Regions from separate parts of the Homo sapiens genome. Here region 1 is linked to region 2. The links are chromatin loops, found by intact Hi-C in ENCODE. Cell type or tissue: HepG2. All regions are shown on one strand. Links, peaks and the distances in the headings refer to the core of each region. The heading gives the core; the rest is flanking DNA.

The links. A loop is a pair of places that touch in the nucleus more often than their neighbours do. Peaks named below come from ENCODE experiments on the same cell type or tissue, not always from the same donor. Only the 100,000 strongest peaks of a DNase experiment are listed, where the experiment ranks them.
Region 1: a loop joins it to region 2, with 5 times the contacts of the local background. A loop is called at or near these places in 5 of 110 quality-filtered maps.

Annotation. Positions count from the first base shown.
Region 1 is chr10:4,964,116-4,971,570 of GRCh38, forward strand. It overlaps AKR1C1 (aldo-keto reductase family 1 member C1), which reads left to right. Exons shown (of 9, transcript NM_001353.6): 2 at 1,799-1,966; 3 at 2,812-2,928; 4 at 4,194-4,271; 5 at 4,707-4,829. It overlaps LOC124902365 (a long non-coding RNA gene), which reads right to left. Exons shown (of 3, transcript XR_007062038.1): 3 at 5,698-6,283. Among named protein-coding and RNA genes, the nearest start is that of AKR1C1, 4.4 kb to the left of the region's middle. In HepG2, for the core only: no CTCF peak of the experiment used is centred there; no DNase peak of the experiment used is centred there; H3K4me3 peaks cover 558 bases.
Region 2 is chr10:4,845,652-4,854,007 of GRCh38, forward strand. It overlaps AKR1E2 (aldo-keto reductase family 1 member E2), which reads left to right. Exons shown (of 10, transcript NM_001040177.3): 9 at 1,497-1,579; 10 at 1,837-2,411. The coding sequence ends at 1,879. Among named protein-coding and RNA genes, the nearest start is that of AKR1E2, 24 kb to the left of the region's middle. RefSeq lists an enhancer at 4,046-4,340. In HepG2, for the core only: a CTCF peak has its summit at 4,210 (motif pointing right); a DNase peak (open chromatin) is centred at 4,200.

The sequences.
Region 1 (7,455 bases), core at 2,404-4,903, 120 kb after region 2:
TATGGGTCAAATTTGTATCAAAATATTGTAACAGAAAAATTTCTTGTTTCTCTGACAGGAAAATTAATGGAATAGATTTTCTTTTCTAGACTTAGCTATTTCTACACTGGAAGAAAACTTGTATCTCAAGACTGTCTTGGGAATACAATGTGTGTGAATAGGGACTAGTTACATAAAATTTGGGTTTCACATTTCTGATCTATACAATATAAGGATTTACAAAGGGACATTTTGAAGACCATTGACAGGAGTGGTTTACTTTGTAATATAAATTGACATGGAGAGGAAGTAAAGATGAGGATACCACTAAAGCTCCAGCTTTGGTAAGCCTTTGAGTACTCATACAGCAAAGAAATGATCAAGGATGGTATGAGGAGAGGGCTGTGAGACCCAGTATCTAGTTCCTTGTAATTCTATGGGAAAAAGAAAGCCTCTGAAATACTTTCCAGATAGGAAAACAGTTTGCTTTGTTTCTGTTTTTGTCATTTAAAAGATATACTTTCAAATCTGTATCCAAATTTGTTACGTAAGTCAATAATTGTAAATTTCACTGCAATCATATGTTTCCTAAAAGAGTTGCCTTGAACTTATGGAACTGAACCCCATTTTGCTAATCACTTACTCCTTGCAGTCTATTTCTTATACAAATCAATATCCTTAGAGTATACATTTTTACACCTACTATTTAGTTCTGTCATGCCGACAGAATGGCTAATGGCTGTGTAGAAAAGACTTGACATAATAGACTGCTATCCATAGACAGGCCTGTTTCCCATATAAACCTGCTGGTATCTGATAAGGTGGATTTCTCACTATTTCCTAACTGATAAGAATGGTGGCTGTAAGTAACTGCTTGTGCAAACTGCGGAGTTTCTGTGCACCTGCTTTCCTTTTGGAGACTTTTGGAAGTTTTGTGCCTGCGAAGCAGAGTGAGTCAATGTAACCAGTCCCAGACAAAATCTTAGTAATGGAGTATGTAGAGAGCATCTCTTGTAGACAACAGTTCACATACATTGACAAAATATGATTCCGGGTAAAGTCAGTGCATTCTGTGCAATATGGTGGGAGAGGAATCACAGGAGCTTACACTGTATTCCTTCATATTTCCTTCCATGTGGCTATTTCCTCGTGTTAATTTCTTTTTTTGTTTGTTTGGTTTTTGTTTTGTTTTTCTGAGATGGAGTCTCGCTTTGTCGTCCAGGCTGGAGTGCAGTGGTGCGACCTCAGCTCACTGCAAGCTCCGCCTCCTGGGTTCACGTCATTCTCCTGCCCCAGCCTCCCCAGTAGCTGGGACTACAGGCGCCTGCCACCATGCCCGGCTAATTTTTTCTATTTTTAGTAGAGATGGAGTTGTTAACCAGGATGGCCTTGATCTCCTGATCTCATGATCCGCCCAGCTCGGCCTCCCAAAGTGCTGGGATTACAGGTGTGAGCCGCCACGCCTGGCCATTCCTTGTGTTAATTTTACCATACTAAAAATAATTAAGATTATATCTATAACTATAGGTTGCATCCTGTTAATTTTTCCAAAAAATGACTGAACCTGAAATTGTTTTGGGGACACTTCCAAACTAGTGGTCAAGCAGTGATTTTTCTGGGACTGCAGAAGTTCCTGCTGTGCCCAACCTTTATTACTAACTGGGAAAGACCCAGGGAGACTGGGATGGGCTCATGATTCTACATACAGAACTCATCCAAGAAAGGAGGAAAAGCTGATTTTTGTGAACGTCGCTACTTGTGCCTGAACTAACTCTCAGGCACATTAGTCAGAAAATACTACCTATGGTTACTCCCCCAGGTTCCTAAAAGTAAAGCTTTAGAGGCCACCAAATTGGCAATTGAAGCTGGCTTCCGCCATATTGATTCTGCTCATTTATACAATAATGAGGAGCAGGTTGGACTGGCCATCCGAAGCAAGATTGCAGATGGCAGTGTGAAGAGAGAAGACATATTCTACACTTCAAAGGTACTGTGCCTATGATGAGCTTGTGTGCACATGTATTTATTGTGATTGTGTGGAGGTGGCAGTTCTATGACTGGATCCATAGTATAGGGTGAATTGTGCTTATTTATTACGATTTATTCACACTTACTCATGTATTAAAACTAATATCAAAGGCAGGAAGTGAAGATGGCTTTCTCATCTTTGCAGTGTTCCAATTCATGCCTTCAAAGTGCCTTTACTTTTTGAGCTCAGCACAGATCAATATGGTTTAACATAGACTATAGAATCAGAAAAAATCCTAATCATATTATATTATTTCTTACCTCCTGGGTGAGTTTCTTACACTTGTTATGATTCTCAGTTTCCATTATTATGTTGATCATAGAGAGAGAAAGCAATATAAGCAAGCTCTGTGAGTATTAAAGAATAACGCCTACATTATCTCAAATTGTGTCCAGCCCAAGTTGACATATTAAAAACTCTGTTTGCTTCCTCAGTTTCTAAACCACAAAGATACTTAATCTTGCCCATTGGGCTGAATAGATGAAATAATTACACTACTAACATGAGTTGTAAAACTTACCAAAGATAATTCAGATAATGGGTATGCTTATGATTTGATAACAACTTTTACCTTTTGAGTAATTTCACTCTTTCATTCAATATATGTACTAACTATATATCCAACATATTATAAAGTTCATCATGATATGGCAGAACAAAAGGCATCACAAGAAGAGAGAGAATAATTTTGCCTGTGGTCATTAGTTTTGAAGTAGTAGAAAATGTCTAAATATTAGGTGGAGCAAACTAGTAAAATTGGCTCAAGTTTTCATTACACAACTTCCTTTCTCTAACCTCTGCAGCTTTGGTGCAATTCCCATCGACCAGAGTTGGTCCGACCAGCCTTGGAAAGGTCACTGAAAAATCTTCAATTGGATTATGTTGACCTCTACCTTATTCATTTTCCAGTGTCTGTAAAGGTAGGCAGCTTGTGTGATCAAATTAATTTCACTTTTGTTCTCAGCATAAATATTGTTTTTATGGATATTTGAACTAAGCATTTTCTTAGGAGGACATAGGGATTATAACATAGAAGAAGAATCCTAAATCTAACTCCTAATTCCTTTCTATGGGATACATTTTGAATCCATACTTCCGTGATTGCATGTCTATAAGAAAAGAAAGTGCAGAACTCTCAAAGCCTCTGCCTCAAAAACTTGAGGAAATGATAGTCATCTCCTTGAAGGCACAAGGTCTTAGTTATGATTCCTGATTTCACCTCTTGGGATGTTCACAGACACAGAGTTTCATGAAGCTGTGGTGTCCAGAAAACCTGCTGCACATAGGGTGCACAATGAGTTTCCATCTTCTTGCCTCTTTTTAAGGGGCGAGAACTCAGTCCGGGAGTGTCTTAAACTACAGACCTTCATGGGAAACCTTGTTGCTTCTGCTTCCTCTCTTTTCACACTGGAGGTTTTATTTTTGCTTAGCCATGAATTCTTGGGTCATTCATAACTTTTGTCTTAAGGTACTGAAAACTAGTCAGGCTAGTTAATGCAAAAGGGTATATTAGATATGATAATGGGAAATCAAAGCCAGGGCTACATTAAGAATTTGATAAAAACTCTAAAAATATATCCTTTCTCCACCCTTATCTCTGCTTTATTACAAAAGGCTTTTTAAGTATTTGTTCCAACCTTTTTCGTTGGTGGCATTTATGGCTTTGGAGCACTGTCAGGCCCATGTTCATTACCGTGAGCTCCTGTGCATCTCCTAATTTCCAAACTAGCCTTGAAAACACCTCCATTGACCATGATTGGTTCATGGTCCTGTGCATGGAACATCATATGTTCAGGGAGATAAAGAACTCTGATAGTGGCACCTGGGTAAAAAGTACAATCCATTATATCTGGATATCAAGATCTTTTGCAGTTGAAGAGAGGTATTGCCACAGAGAAAATTATAGGAGCAGAAGAAAGTCAATGAAAGTCAATGATGACACTCCATTAGGAACCAGAAAGAGGTATTTATTTATACATGTAATAGTTGTAAGAGATTAGAGGGAGCCTGTCACCTGAAGACATTCCTTATACCTTCATATGTAGTACACTCTGTACATACCACTCTCTGGAGCACTGCATCACCTACCTCATGGAGGATTAGTGTCCTTAAATGTACCTCAGAGCATGGCTATGTGTGGAGAAATTGACTTGTGACATCACTAAACTGACTGCTTCTACTTCAGCCAGGTGAGGAAGTGATCCCAAAAGATGAAAATGGAAAAATACTATTTGACACAGTGGATCTCTGTGCCACATGGGAGGTGAGTGTTTGGAGGTGAGAGAACGGATAAGAAAGATGAGGTAGGATACATCTGTTTCCTATCTTCTTAGTACAAGTATGGAAAATGCACCATTGGATCAAAAACTTAGGAACTTTACAAAGGTAGTTTTTGTGAGCAGTGAGGAAAAAGAAATGACAGGCATACAAAAGAGAGAAGTGGAGGAGAAGAATTGGGGGTAAGGAGGACTGGGATTTATTTCCTTGCCTTTTCACTAATCTCTCCAGTTTCCCAAGGAGGAAACAGAAATACTTACTCTTGCAATCACTATCTTCTTCCCCAATTTTCTGTTTTATTTTTTCCCTTTTAAGAACCACGGCTAGCTAGTTTTATTGTCATATCTAGACAGTTGTTACTTTCACAGTTCTGTGTCACATTTATCTTGATCTTCCACACCTCACAATTCCTTTTTCCCAGGCCGTGGAGAAGTGTAAAGATGCAGGATTGGCCAAGTCCATCGGGGTGTCCAACTTCAACCGCAGGCAGCTGGAGATGATCCTCAACAAGCCAGGGCTCAAGTACAAGCCTGTCTGCAACCAGGTGAGCACCCTCAGCCTCCTCTCCTTTCTGTTCTTCATGCCCCTCTTTCTGTCCTATTGCCAAGTATCCATTCATTTAGTCCCACTTATCTTTGTAAAAGAGAAGATTCTAGAGAGCAAAGACTCTGTCTCGAAGGGCATAGAGGGATCTTACTTGTACCCGGCTTAGAAAAGTCTTAGAAAAGGTGTTGTAACTTTGATGCTGAATTGTGTGTTATATTTATGGGAGGTCAATTCAATCAAGGAGGCCAAGGATTGTCAATTAGACTCAGGGAAAGGTGGACTTACCCCTAAGCTATGAAAGATGACCAGAGAATGGATGGGTGAAGGTGATTTGGAGGGAACTGTGCATAGATATGAAGCCGTGAAGAGATGGAATGAACAGTACATAAGGAGAGAGTGAGAGCAAGAGAAGAGAAATACTAGGGATTCACATGGGCTTCGGATGTCTCAGTGCCTCTTGGTGTCTCTGCTTTCACACTTCTTGACCAAGGGCATAGATACACTAAAAATTATCTGCAGACAATGAAGGTCATCCATGGTAGAAAGAGAAAATAACCTGTTTATGGGAGATATCTGTTCACAGTGGATGAAATCCACACTGAGGAAGGTTCAGCAGAACATGGAGCTGACCTATGACTGCCCCCGCTCCTAGTTGGCTGCTCTTCTTTGGAGTCTGTCATGCAATCAGCTGCTTAAACACATCTATTCTCTATGTGTTCCTTTTGTAGCCTAGAGATAATTCCATCTTTTCCTTGAGTCCTGACTGGTGATTCCAGGCCTCCTTGATCAAATTGACTGTCCCCAAATGTTACACACATTTCAGCATTAAAGTTACTACACTTTTCCCAGTAAATTACATTTTTTTGTTTTATTTTATGTTTTAAAACTTAGAGTCAATCAGTGAAGATCTACAGTGGAAATACATATGTATAAAATTAGTGAATTTGGTATAATGATACGGTGCTGTGATAATTTAATAAAAGCATTGAGAAATTAATGTGGTTTTAATACTAGTAGTTCCCCAATTTTTTAATATGGCCATTTTCACACTTTCCAAAAATTTGATAAAAATAATACTGGAGACCCATGTTACCATTTATATTCAAAATTACTAACATTTTGCAATGTTATATGGAGTATATCTGCATAAATACATATAATGTTTCTAGAACCTCTTCAAGGTAAATTGTAAAGATGACAATTGACCCCTAGAGACCTCTCAAAGCATGTCACAGGAATGAAGATATTCTCCCAGTTCCAGTGTCATTACTGTATCTAAGAACATCATCTATAGTGCCCTCATGTCATTTGGTATCCAGTCCATATTTGAATTTTTCCTTGCTTAATCAAAATATCTTTTGTAGCTCTTCTTTTTTTAACCAGAATTCAATTGTTTTTATATTGTTGTATTTTGATATCAGTTAACTTGTTTTTCCCAGTTGTTGAAGGTTTCTGTAAATTAGAAGTTAGATGAGAGTGTTTTATTACATTGACTTAAACCTTTGGGGCAAGAAAATATTTTTATCATGCTGTGTTTTTCAAATTGCACCACACTAGACTGCATACAATCACAGAATGCCCCACTAGTGGTGAAGGTAGTTTTAAAAACTTGGTTAAGCTCCAACAATGATAGACTGGATTAAGAAAATGTGGCACATATACACCATGGAATACTATGCAGCCATAAAAAATGATGAGTTCATATCCTTTGTAGGGACATGGATGAAACTGGAAATCATCATTGTCAGTAAACTATCGCAAGAACAAAAAACCAAACACCGCATATTCTCACTCATAGGTGGGAATTGAACAATGAGATCACATGGATACAGGAAGGGGAATATCACACTCTGGGGACTGTTGTGGGGTGGGGGGAGGGGGGAGGGATAGCACTGGGAGATATACCTAATGCTAGATGACGAGTTAGTAGGTGCAGCGTACCAACATGGCACATGTATACATATGTAACTAACCTGCACAATGTGCACATGTACCCTCGAACTTAAAGTATAATAAAAAAAAAAAAACTTGGTTAAGCTAACAGTGGTCAGATCTGTTGTTTTTAACTCATGTTTTCTCTTTAACAATTACTAGTAATCTGCTGGGGGATAATTCTCAACAGAAGAAGTCATATTCCCATGACAAATTTTCACATATGATTGAGTATACATCAGTGATTTGAACTTTTTTCTACTGCATTTCTGTTTTCTTCTTTGTTATTTCTTATTTGTTATTTCCTTGGGGTTTTTACATAATCATTTACAATTTTAACCACTTGTTTAACTATTCTTACCTGACATTTAATTAAAAATGATTTCTCACCAAGTAAAAATAATAAACTACTATTCCTCTAAGTGAGGGTAAAGGTGAACTTCTTCCTTCAATTAGCAATGTACTGTGAACGTAATTACTGTAATGACCACCATCAGAGTAGACAAAGATTGTTGTTCTTTTTCTCATTGTCGCACTAATTACTACAGACTCACGGATTCTTGTGTTATGATTTTTAATTTATTTTACTCATTTTTTAATGCTCACATCTACTCAGCATATATATATTATATATATATATATATAAAATATATATGAAAGAAGAATGTGATCAAAGACTCATGAGGGCAAGT
Region 2 (8,356 bases), core at 2,719-5,218:
CACATCGCCCCAGTTCTGCCCTTCTGCCGTCGTGGCTCTCAATGCCCGGGATCCCCATGGCCTAGCAAAAGTGAATGTGACACGGGGACCTTGGGCCCAGCTGAGATGCCCCCATTCCTCTGTTAGGTCTGCTACACACTGAGGGGAAATGCCATCCTCAGGCAGTGAGACAGGACCAGGCTGACGTGAGACCTGAGGGCCAAAGCCGAAGTGATCTGATGGCTGAGGACAGACAGCAGCGGCGGGTTAGGAGGGGCCGGAGGAAGTGCTTATGCTGTCAGGAGGAGGTGGGAGCCAGGTCCACAAGACTCACCAGGGAGGAGAAAGGCATCCAGTGCAGGGGGCTGCCCCGGCCCGCCCCCTGTGGCCCCAGTGCCGCTCAGAACTGCTGCTGCAAGGCTGCCTACCCTTTATAAGGAGTCTTCTAGAACTGCTTGCTGTTCCCCTTAAACCCAAGAATCCGCCTACCCCGGCCCCAGCACTCCCCACTACCTCCAGATGACACGCTGAGGCTACTTTCTCCTGCCCTCAGGAGGGGAAGGCTCTTGTGGGGAAGAGCCTGGGGTGCTCCAGGTCCTTGCATTGGAATCACTCAGTGCACCCCTCCTCCCGCCGCAAGACAGCCACTCTGCCAGGCCGGGGTGGATGCTGATGCTGTGGCCATGGGTCCTGTTCCTCAGTGTGTGGGGACAACAAAAGGGGAGGGAAGGGCTGAGAAGAATACTATTTTCAAGGAAGAAAAATGGATCACTCAGAAAATGTACTCTGTGATATGGGTACTGTTAGAGTTCATAGTCCCAGGGCCAAGTGGGTCCCTAGTTGGCAGGTGTATGGAACAAATTGTTTTGTTGGGGTTTTGAGGGGTAGCAGAGTCAGTGGGAAAAATTCTGTGCCATCCTTTTTTTTTTTTTTGAGATGGAGTCTCACTCTGTCATCCAAGCTGGAGTGCAGTGGTGCGATCTCGGCTCACTGCAACCTCCACCTCCTGGGTTCAAGCGGTTCTCCTGCCTCAGCCTCCTGAATAGCTGGGACTAGAGGCATATGCCACCATGTCCGGCTAATTTTTAAATTTTTAGTAGAGATGGGGTTTCACCATATTGGCCAGGCTGGTCTCAAACTCCTGACCTCGTGGTCTGCCCATCTTGGCCTCCCAAAGTGCTGGGATTACAGGCGTGAACCACCGCGCCCAGCCGCTATAACTTTTAACAATTCCCATATGTCCTTTATTCCACTAAGATGAGTGCAGTATATATTTCCATCTGTCCAAGGCTTCCTAAATGTAGCCAAGGCCAAGCCAACACCAGTCACATGATCAAAATCAAAGGGCATTTGGGGAATCCAGGCTGTGATTCAGGGAAGTTCCAAGTGTCTGATGAAGTGTTTGTTTTACATCTTTGTGTCCCTTGCAGGTCTAGCACTGTGCTATGTAGGTAACATGTGCTCCATTAAATGTGAATTAAACTAAGTTTTCTACAAACATTGTGTTTTGGTTCCAGGTGTTTGATTTTGAATTAACACAGCACGATATGGATAACATCCTCAGCCTAAACAGGAATCTCCGACTGGCCATGTTCCCCATGTAAATATGGCTCCTTCTTTTTAAAACAGAGGGAAGAATATACAGATTGAATGATTGGTGTCTGAATAGGTATTTATCATACACATTTTAGATTAATTAAACTTTCTCATTATAATTCTTTCCTGTTTGAAGATGAGCCACTGAATGAAGCTAATTTCATGCACTGGGGAGTTTAAAAGTATATACCATTTAAAATGTTTCTCTTAAAAAATAATCATTCTTTGTTCCTATTTTTGATTTGTTTTTCTGTTTTTCAGAACTAAAAATCACAAAGACTATCCTTTCCACATAGAATACTGAGGACGCTTCCCCTTCCTTGTTTCTGCTCAGCCCAGATGCACAGACACTATTGGCAATGTTGACCCTCCTCTGTCATCACAGCGCCAGGGCAGCTGTGCCTGGGACAGGAGCCACACAGTCAGAGGGGGATGTAAGAGCCACCTTCTCTGACAAATCTGGAGAATTGAGTGTGTTCTAAGTGAAGGCAATGGGGTTTCTCCAAGACAGCCTGTGTGGCCTCTACTCTGAACAAATACACTGATGAGTCATCAGTGAAATTTGCCTTCACATTTTAAGAAAACTTTATCTTATGGAGTTATTTAAGCCATCTACAGAGCTGAGGAAACAGTGTAATGTGTCTCTGCCCCATTGCGCAGCTCCACCCATTGTGCCCCAGGCCAGCCCGCGTCACCTACACTTCCTTCTGTGCCCTGCCAGTGACCCCCAGGTTATTCTAAAGCAGAGTCCTTCCCTTCCCCCAGTGAGAAGGAAAATGGGATAAGTCTGGGACACTGTTTCAGTTCAATAAAGAGGCTTTTTTCTTCCTTAAAAATCTGAATTTTAATTTCTTTTTTTTTTTTTTTTTGAGACAGAGTCTCACTATGTCACCCAGGCTGGAGTATAGTCAAGTGATCTCAGCTCACTGCAACCTCCGCCTCCTGGGCTTAAGTGATCCTCCTGCCTCAGCCCCCCAAGTAGCTGGTTAATTCCTAAATACTAGTTTTTAATACGGTCTTCTGATAAGTCAGATTATACCTGGGGAACCCCCATAGCGGAGATGAAATACAGCTCACTTTCTCACATCTGCTCATTCAGCCTGTTTAGATTCATGTATCAGAAGGAGGCCCTGCAGAGCATGGTGTTCACGCCCAGGCGTTGGTAGAGGGTGTGGGTTAATGGACTTCCTGTGGTCCAGACGCCATGATCCCTGTCTTTGCTGTCTGCTCAGTGAATCTGGCCTAGCTCCTGTGCCCTGGGATTCATACCGGATCTCCAGGGATATAACTTCTCAACTCACAGGCCCTTGGCTCCTATTCAAAATGAGTTAAGCCAGAAAGAAATTGATGTCTACTCCATGGTCTCTTCCCGCTTCTTGTGTCCCCCACATCAGCCTCCAAACAAGCCTCTCATTTCCTCCTCCCTCTGCATCAGGTTCAGGGAAGATATGGAGGTGTTGCCCAGTGGCTGAAGGGGACTGTTTGGGGACAGTTCCCCTCCACATCACTTCCCATTTTCACTCTATCACAAGCAGGCCAGCTGAGTCAGAGGTGTGGGTTCTGCAGATAAAAGTTGTGCTTTTCTAGCTCTGTGATCCTGAGCAGACTGCCTCACCTCCCAGCCTTCAGTGTCCTTGTCCACTCAGTGGAGGAATTGCAGCACCTCCCGGTTGTGGAGACAGCATCTGGCCCAAGTTATGTTCTAGGAAGAATGCATTGTTACTGCGACCAGTATCATTGCCATTGCCTCATTCCTCAGTTTCTCATCCACCTCCCTGCCCAGCCTTCCAGATGTGCAGGGATGTGTAGAAACCTTCTAGCTTGGCCTCAAGAGAGGACTTTGCTGCGGGTGTCACCAAAACGAAAAGACATGACTGGTGCAAGAGCTTCATGGGAGCCTCGCCCTAGTGGGGGTAGGATTGAGGGTGGGGTGTCATGGTTTGACCAAATTTCCAGGGAGAGTTTAATCAGAAGACTGTTTACAAAGGACTGAGGAAATGGGAGAGTCTCTTGACCTTCCTACGATCAGGCCCTGTCCACCACCATGGACCTTTAATTTTTCCATGTTCGTGACTCCTTATCATTCATTAGCTGTGTGACTTTGTGCAAATTACTTAACCTTTTAAACCTTTAAACTCTTTGTCACTGTCTACCTAGAGGTGTTAGGATTCAGTGGCATAGTGCCATGCAGCAGGTGACACAGTCATCTGCATGTAGCACTCTTGTGAACACATGCGTGTGTAGGTGTGTGACTTGTATTTTATCTCCCACAGAGTCAAAAATCTAACTGCTATTTTGTGAATTTTCCTTGTCACTTATACTTAAACCATTGTTCATTGACCTTAAAAGTAGAGAGTAGAATGGTGGTTACCAGAGGCTGGGGAGGGCAGGGGTGGATGGCTGATGAGGAGAGGTTGGTCAGCAAGGACACAGTTGCAGTTGGGAGGAATGAGTCTCAGCGCTCCATTGCACAGTAGCGTGAGTTGGTTAACAGTAATACGTCAGGTGTCTCACGATAGCTGGCCAATGAGGATCCACTACGTTATTTGCATTTCATGGATTTACTTCCAGCCGGCATGAAAACTGAGTGAAGCTGGCCACCAGGTGGCGCTGGGAAGCACTTAATGGTCCAGTGCATCTGCGGCTCTTAACAGGAGATGGCAGCCTTTTACTGTCTTTGATTTTAAGACCTCTTCAACTTTGTACAATCACAGTGAGGAAGGAAACAATGGATAGCAAAAATAGGCAAACACTGGGCAACTGCAAAGCTTAAAAAGTTTCACAGAAGTTACGCAGCCTCGTTCTTGAGCAGTATTTCCCAGTTCCCTTTTCAGATGGTAATTGATAACCCGGCCCCTCTTGTCTGTTCATTCTGAGTGGAGCTGACAAGCCCTCCCCTTCTTTGGTTCCCTGCTTTTCTCTAGGGAATGTGACTTCTGTGTAAGTTCTTCCCCACTCTGGGGCCTGGAGACCAAGGTCCACAGAGGAGGTGTAAACGTGTGCCCTTAAGGGACCCTCTGCGTCAAATGATTGTGGGCATCTCTCCTGACTTTAAGACTGGGAGATACTCAGATACTCGTTTCAGTAGCTGCTTCTCCTCATTGGCACTTTCGTATTTTATTTGAATGGAAAATCCAAGGATAAGTGGTAATCAAAGGCTTAAAAAGCTGGAAACAGATTCGGGAGGTGTGGATGGGCATCAAATGGGCATCAAGGAGCAAGAGACCTTGGGGAGGATGGCAGGGCCTCGCTGACTGATGGCAGTTTATGTTTGATTGTTTTGAGAAACTGCCAACTGTTTCCCAAAGTGCACAGGCTTACAGTCGCATCAGCAATGTGCGAGGTTCCGGTTTCTCCACACCCTCGCCAGCATTAGTTTTGGTCTGCCCCTGTTGTTGTTACAGCTGTTTTAGTGGGTGTTCAATGGTGTCTCATTGTGGATTTCATTACAATTCCTTACTGCCTAATGATCTGAGCATCTTTTCATGTGCTTATTGGCCATTTGTATGTCTTTGGTGAAATCCCCCATGGCATTCCTATGAGTTCACTGTGGGTGCCGCAGGGTGACTATGTGCACAATCTTGGAACTGTGCATTTAGACACTATTTATTAGTTCCCAACTTTAATCAATGATAAAATTCGCATTTTAGCACGTTTATTTCTCCATCTTTTCTCTTTCTTCCATTTCTCCTTTTCTTCACACAGACATCTAATATGCACCTTAAACTTTATGTGTCTAAAACAATGCTTCAAGCTCAACCCCAGCTCTCCAACAAGCTTTCTTTATTGTTATTCCTTAGTTATAAAGATGAGGGAGACTTGGTCTTGCCCTTAAACACCCAAGTTGAAATGGGAGAGGCACGCATGTGGAGGCGATCACAGAACAGTGACATGTGATGCGACCAGCTCTGGCTGGGTTTGGGCACATTTTCATTTTATATCATGAAATTGATCAAGACCCTGTGTCTTCATTGTGTTCCTTTTTCTTGTTATGCAGCATATTTTCACAGGACTGAATTCTTTTACGTATCCATACACTGGGGCAAATCAACTATCCAGACCTAGGTTAGCAACATTAGATGATGTGACATCCACCATACTGTGGTCATTGTCACTCCCGGTTGGATTCTGCTCTGGGCAGAGAGGGCTAATGGGCGTGACTCTAGGCCCAGTTTCCATAGCCTGGCAGTCCTCACTAGGAGGCTAGAGCTGGACTGGAAGCCTGTCTTCACCAACTGGTTTCTGGTACTTTGAACACATGGAGAACAAGGAAAACTACAATTTTTAATGTGCACTTCTGTCACGTATCGCCTCTGCCACTTAGAATTATATCCATGCTCCAACACCAATCCCTCCCTAACATTAGCTAGTACTAACTCGATGCTTTCTGTGTGCCAGGTACTATTCTATAAGTATGTTACAGGTTTTAACTGAATCTTCACAGAAAGGTAGGATTTACCATTATTTCTGTTTTATAAATGAAATAACCAAGGAATAGAGAAGTTAAGTAAATTACCCGCAAATACCCAGCTAGTAAAGTGATGTAAGTAGAATTTGACTCGGGAAATCTGGCTTCAGAGGCTGGGCTTTTAATTACATACCATGTGGGAAACAGTTAACTAGGTACTCTTTCTCTTGGAATTAATCTTTTTAAACTATGTAAATAAGAGGGTGAGACTTTTGGTGTTGATTCCCGAGAAGATAGGACACATTCCACCCCACAGGACTGGCATGTGGCCCAGTGACAGTGCCAGACCCTTTGAACACACAGCTCCGTTCCATGTGACGCCAGTGGAAAATCAAACATTTCTTGGCAGTATTGACGAGTATTTGGATGAAAGAAACAGAAGAGCTCATTAAACCTGCAAAACTCTATTCCAATGGTGACCAGCATTACTTCACCTGGGAAATCATTGAAAAACAATTACTGTGAGACTGGATTGGTGAGTCACACGAGTTCAAGCCATTATATGCTTAATTTACTTCCAGCCCTGATTTTAAACAGAGGCGGTATATTTAAATCAGAAGGAGATACGGAAACAGCAATTTCTTGGCTAGAAAAATCAGCATCTCTAGGGGGAAGTGGAAAATTCTCAAAGAGCTGAAGAGCATGAAAAAGGCTCCTTCTCTTGTCAAGATAGATCACGGCCCTCATTAGTGAAGAAGATTCTGCAGGCACAAAGGGCCCTGAACAAATGCTGGGCAACAACAGAAACTGTGGTGCGATTAATTCTTGTAAAATAATAAGACAGAAATAGCTCCATCAATGGAAGGAGAATACCGTTAGCTAGAGACTACCCAAAGGAAGAGAATCTCTGAAATTAAGTTAGATTAAGTGGGATTGAGTTGTGACAGCTGCAGGGACAGACCTTCACCACTGTGCCACCCCACCTGGTGTCTAATGAATTTACGCTGAAGCAGGTTAGGACAGTTTGCAAGCAGAAAATACAACAGAGATGGATTGGCAAGGTCTGCTGGAATTGCTGCTGCTTTTTTATTTTCATTTTATTTTGTTGTTTTTGTTCTAAAAATATTTTATTCTTTTTTTTGGCTTACACGGCAGAAATCCATTTTCTCACAGTTTTAGAGGCTAGAAGTCTAGGGTCAAGGTGTTAACAGATTTGGTTTCTTCTGAGGCCTCTCTCCAGGACTTTTCCTTCTGTGTCCTCACATGGTCTTCCTTCTGTGTGTGTCTGTGACCTTGAGGGATATTTTAAAGCTGAAGAGATAAAAGAGGTTGTGGGGCTATGTCTTAAGACAAAAGAACATTTAGGAAACCTCAGGAAATGATCAGAGTGGGATAGATGTTACTAGAAGAAACAAAGAAATTGAATTCAATTAGGAGTTAGAATCATTTACAAAGCAATGGGGAAAGTAAGCCCCTAAAAACTATTGTAGCATATAGTAACCAGAGCCAAACTCTCATAATATATTCCCCAAGGCAAAAGAAAAATATTTACAAGATTGGCGTTGTTTTATATGTTTGCAAACTTATTTAATAAGTCTGGCTTTGTAGATTTCATATCTGAGTCTGCATTCAATCAAAATGTCTTGGCTAAACTTCATGAAAAAACCCCAGCCTCATAAATTAGTAGTTGGAAAAAGGAGGCATATTTAGAGCTTTTTCAGATAATTGTATTTCTTTGATACATTAGACTGGACACACAGTAGTTTGTTTAAGGTTAATTGCAATATTGCAATGAGGAACTTGTTGCCAAAAAAAAAAAAAAAACCAAACTCTGTAAAATATCTGAAGAGATTGATTCTAAGCCAAATATGAGAACCATGACCCATGACACAGCCTCAGGAGATCCTGAGGACATGTGCCCATTGTGGTCTGGTTACAGCTTAGTTTTATATGTTTTAGGGAGACATAAGACACCAATCCGTATAAGTGAGATAGACTTTGGTTTGGTCTGGAAACATGGAACAACTGAAAGTGGGGACAACTGTCAGAGGCATTTAAATCAGAGCAACTCCACCTTGAATAGGGGCTGAGTAAAATGAGACTGAGACCTATTGGGCTGCATTCCCAGATGGTTAAGGCATTCTAAGTCACAGGATGAGATAGGAGGTCACACAAAATACAGGTCATAAAGACCTTGCTGATAAAACAGGTTGCAATAAATCCCCCAAAACCAAGATGGCGATGAGAGTGACCTCTGGTCGTCCTCAATGCTACACTCCCACCAGCGCCATGGCAATGTCAGGGAGCTACCCTATAGGGTCTAAAAAGGGGAGGCAGAAATAATGTACTCCTTGTTTAGCATATCATCAAGAA